Linked DNA regions of Homo sapiens: region 1 is linked to region 2. Evidence: chromatin loops called from intact Hi-C (ENCODE). Cell type or tissue: PC-9. All regions are shown on one strand. Region 1 overlaps RAD51B (RAD51 paralog B). Region 2 overlaps DCAF5 (DDB1 and CUL4 associated factor 5).

What was found. A loop is a pair of places that touch in the nucleus more often than their neighbours do. Peaks named below come from ENCODE experiments on the same cell type or tissue, not always from the same donor. Only the 100,000 strongest peaks of a DNase experiment are listed, where the experiment ranks them.
Region 1: it touches region 2 in a loop (5-fold over the local background); 6 of 110 quality-filtered maps call a loop at or near these places.

The regions. Positions count from the first base shown.
Region 1 is chr14:67,835,800-67,838,299 of GRCh38, reverse strand. All of the region lies in intron 4 of RAD51B (RAD51 paralog B), which reads right to left. Among named protein-coding and RNA genes, the nearest start is that of RAD51B, 17 kb to the right of the region's middle. In PC-9, a CTCF peak has its summit at 1,083 (motif pointing left); a DNase peak (open chromatin) is centred at 1,059.
Region 2 is chr14:69,106,155-69,108,654 of GRCh38, reverse strand. The region is part of intron 5 of DCAF5 (DDB1 and CUL4 associated factor 5); the gene reads left to right. Among named protein-coding and RNA genes, the nearest start is that of DCAF5, 46 kb to the left of the region's middle. In PC-9, CTCF peaks have their summits at 882 and 1,081 (motif pointing right); a DNase peak (open chromatin) is centred at 1,044.

The sequences.
Region 1 (2,500 bases), 1.3 Mb after region 2:
GCGCATGTATGATACACAGTATGAAATCAGTATGTCAATCTACGCTCCCATTTTTATTGCAGCACTATTCACAGTACCCAAGAGATGGAATCAACCTAAGTGTCCATCAGCAGACAAATGGATAAATATGTGGTACATACATGCAATGGAGTACTATTTCAGCCATAAAAAAGAATGAGATTCTGTCATCTCTAACAACATGGATGGAACTCAAGGTCATTATGTTGAGTAAAATGTCAGACACAGAAAGACAAACCTTGCATGTTCTCACTCACATGTAGAAGCTAAAAAAATTGATCTCATAGAAGTGGAGAGTAGAATAGTGGTTATTAGAGGCTGAGATGGTTAGAGGGAGACAGCCAAAGGTTGGTTAGCAGTTACAAAATTATAGCAAGACAGGAGGAATAAGTCTTAGTTTTCTATAGCACCTTAGGTAAACTATAATTTACAACAATTTATTATATATTTTCAAATAGCTAGAAGAGGGGCTTTTGGATGTTCCGAACACACACAAAAAATGATAAATGCTTGAAGTGATGGATATGCCAATTACCTGATTTGATCATTATACATTGCACACACATATCAGAATATCACACTGTACCCCATAAATATATACAATTATTGTATCAATTAAAAATTGTAATAAAAGCAAAAAAAACTCTGTTTGAGGATAATTTGATATACTCCCTGTACTCAGTTGAAAAACAAAAAACAAAAAAGATTGAAGAAGCTACCTGTAGCTAGAACAGAAAGGAGAGAATTTGCCCCTACTAAGGAGTCAAAGTATTTATATTCCTATTCCAAGTCAGCCAATTAGATAACAACAAAACACCTAAAAGGCTTGTAACTTCTGTTTGGATTTTAAAAAATAATTAATAAAAGCTAAGTGAAAAAGTATTAAAAATTATTCTAAAACTTAAAAAGTAAAAAGAATTTCCCAGTTAATCTTCCTTAAGTTCAATGTTTTTGCTATTTAAATAAGTAAGTTTATGACTGTGGATCACACTGTAATAAACCTTGTTTAAGCAAGTGGAACTTCAGCCCAAAAAGTTTATGTAAAATCATGTGATTCTGGCACCACCTGGTGGCAGTATATTCCAAAAGAAGAGGATGTGTGTGTGTGTGCGTGTGTGTGTGTGTATGTGTGTGTGTGCATTTTTATTAATAACTAATTCACGCATTTATTTACCAACTATTTAATAGGCATCTGCTAGGTGTTGCTCATATAAATCTTTAAATCTCTCTTGGAAGACAGGAAATAAAATATAGTATCTAAAACAGGGTCCCTATCTCCAAGGAAAAAAAATCCACAGTTAAATTATGACTATCAGAATGTAAGAAAATAATCTGTTCTTGTTTAGAAGTTTCCTGAAAGTATTTATGCCCCTAGAACTTTCAAGCAAGAAGTCCTCAGGAGTGTATTGATAAACATTGTCTATGAAGTCACCACATTGTAAGCAGTTTTCAAGGAAAATAACTGCAGTGGTTTTAAAATGTCCTCAAATTCCTGACACTTCTTCCTCCAAAAGGTTGGCCAGGTGTAGTGGCTCACACCTGTAATCCCAGCACTTTGGGAGGCCCAGGTGGGTGGATCACCTGAGGCCAGGAGTTTGAGACCAGCCTGGACAACATGGTGAAACCCCATCTCTAGTAAAAATACAAAAAATTAGCCAGGCATGGTGATACATGCCTGCAATCCCAGCTACTCACTTGAACCTGGGAGGCAGAGGTTGCAGTAAGCCAAGATTGTGCCACTGCACTTCAGCCTGGGCAACAGAGCAAGACTCTGTCTCAAAAAAAAAAAAAAAAGAGGCTAATTTCCCTTTCCTTAAATGTAGGCTTGACTTAATGACTCACTTCTAATGACGAAAAGTGGCAGAAGTAGTGGTGTGTAACTTCCAAAGCTAGGTTGCCAAAGATATCACCACTTCCATCTTGCCTTCTTCAAGACCACTCACCTGGGGGAAGTCAGCCATCATGTCATAAGACTCAAGAAGCCTGTGGAGAGCCTACCTGGTGAGGCACTGTGGCCTCCTGCCAACCACCAGCACCCATTTGCCAGTCATGTAAGTGGGCCCCTCAGAAACAGATCCTACAGCCCCTACCAAGCTTCAGATGACTGCATCCCTCACCAACAATGCTGAGCTAAGCCACTCACAAAGAAACTAAGAAATAACCAAAGTTTATTGTTTTAAGCCACTTAGTTTTGGGATAATTTGTTATCCAACAGTATTAACTAATCCAATAACCTATCACTTCCTAAAAGAAATTTTATCTATAACAGAAAGTAAAAACAGCTCACTTTAGTTTAATACTATAATTTTTCCATATGTTAATAAAATTTCAAATTGTCCTTCCTAATTTATAAGGAGTGATCCTTTTTTAATTCCCCCAATTGTTTCATAATATTATTTCATAATATTTACCACTTTCTTTTTTTTGAGACAGGGTCTTGCTCTGTCACCCAGGCTGGAATGCAGTGGTGTGACCATGGCTC
Region 2 (2,500 bases):
CCTTTCTTAAACTTCTTTGTTTTTTTATTATTGTCATCGTCTGTCTTATAATCATCCTGGCTGAAATCTCAAAGTCCATTTGCCTCTTCTGCCTCTCCCTCCCTCTGCCATAAACATCTTTGCTCTGTGTTAGTGCTTGGCCACTCTTTTCATTGCTTAAATCCCTACCCCATTTCATACCCATTTCCGTCTCTCCATAAGGTTCTGACTGCACTGGCTCCTTAGCTTGCGTCTCTTCTCCCTTTGCACCACCCCCCAAAACACATACACATAGAGGATGCTTTCTCCTGTTTTCTTGATTTTTCTTTACGTGTTCATGTCATAGTTACCAAGATCAAATGGTAATCCATCAGGGAAAACTTCCTTGCTAGATCTCTCTGTTACATACTCTTAAAGATGCTTTTACTCACCATGTCCCCCGGCACCTGGCACTATTTTGGCACAGAGTGTATGTTGAATGAATGCAGCTGTCCCTAACTTCTAGAGGAAAGGATCTCTCCATTCAGAATCTCTGTAAAGTACTTATGATCTGTGGCATTCATGTTGCACATTTCAGTTGCTGCTTTTGCCATCATTAGTTATTCATATGCTATGTCTTGTCTCCCGGTAGGCCAGTATTTGTCTTTGATTTCCTTCCCAGTGCCCAGGAGCTGCTTCACAGAAAGGAGGCATTTGTCCTAATATGTATTATTACTTGTGTTTTTCTATGAATTTTTAAGGGCAGGTGCGTGTTTTATTCATCTTTAATCTCTAGTGCCTAGCACAGTGCTTGGAATATTATGGAAACTTAGTAAATATTGAATGAATATATAGTGTTATACTCATCCCAAAATAGTCAAAGCTAACTTTTAGAAAATACTTTCAAAGCTAACTTTCTATAATGTTTATGGACCTGCTAATCCCTGAGTATAATGACATGAATCCAAATGTTGTATCTCAGGAATAAATCCTTAGAGGAGGTGTAAGGTTTCTTGCTGGGCTTTGAATGCCACCGTCAATTAGTTATGTGGCAGAGAGCCAGGTATTCTGGTGAAGTTGCTTTGTAGCTTTTAAGCCACAAGGTGGAGGTGTAGAATCAGTTTTGCCCACTGGAGGACACCAGGTCACTGGTTTCCTAACCCAGTGATTCTCAAACTTTAAGGGGCATCAGAATCACCTGAGGAGCTTGTCGAAGCACTCCTTCCTGGACCCCATACCTAGAGATTGAGTTGTTGGTTTGGGGTGGGACCTTTGATTCTGCCATTATTTAGCAAATACCCAAGGTGATTTAGCAATTTTGTTGGTCTTACAAGATGGAAGCAGTGGTTAATCAGAGAGGTCCATGTTGAATTTGCTCAAGTTCACTCAGACCCAGGGTCTTTGGGGTTTAGGCCAGAGATTGCTTGCGTCCATTCCTTCTCACCAGACACAAATGTCTTTTATGACAAGAGACGTCGCTTCAGACCAGAGCATCTGGGGAATGCCTGGTAAATGGAGGGGAGCTCTGCAAACAAGTATCATTTCATATTCTTCCTTTCGTATTCCCCAAGTCCAGTTATTCAGAAGTAGATAATATCAAAACCTAAATCAAATGGACTTTCTTATTTAATTATTTAATTATTTATTTATTTTTTGAGACAAAGTCTTGCTCTGTTACCCAGGCTGGAATGCAGTGGTGCAATCTCGGCTCACTGCAGCTTCCACCTCTTGGGTTCAGGCGATTCTCCTGCCTCAGCCTCCCAAGTAGCTGGGACTGCAGGCATGTGCCACCATGCCCGGTTAATTTTTTTGTATTTTTAGTAGAGATGGGGTTTCACCATGTTGGCCAGGTTGGTCTTGAACTCCTGACTTCAAGTGATCCACTCATCTCAGCCTCCCAATGTGCTGGAATTACAGGCATGAGCCACCGCGCCCAGCCAGCTTTCTTATTTTAAAATCAAATGTTGACGTTTTCTTCTTAAAAATTTTTATGGTAAGACTTTTTTTCAAATATGTGTAAAAGTAGGCTGGGTGCAGTGGCTCACGCCTGTAATCCTAGCACTTTGGGAGCCCCAGGCAAGGGGATTGCTTGAGGCTAGGAGTTCAAGACATGCCTGGGCAACATACACCCTATCTCTACAAAAGTATTCTTTTAAAAATTAGCCAGGTGGGGTAGTGGCAGAGTCTGCAGTCCTAGATACTGGAGAGGCTGAGGCAGGAGGATCGCTTGAGCCCAGGAGGTTGAGGCTGCAGTGAGCCATGATTGCACCACTGCACTCCATCCTGTGTGACAGAATGAGACCCTATCACTAAAAATAAATAAAAATTTAAAAAACAGTTAAGGTGGGCACGGTGGCTCATGCCTGTAATCCCAGCACTTTGGGAGGCCAAGGAGGGTGGATCACCTGAGGTCAGGAGTTTGAGACCAGCCTGGCCAACATAGTGAAACCCTGTCTCTATTAAAAATACAAAATTAGCCGGGCGTAGTGGTGGGCCCCTGTAATTCCAGCTACTCGGGGGGCTGAGGCAGGAGAATTGCTTG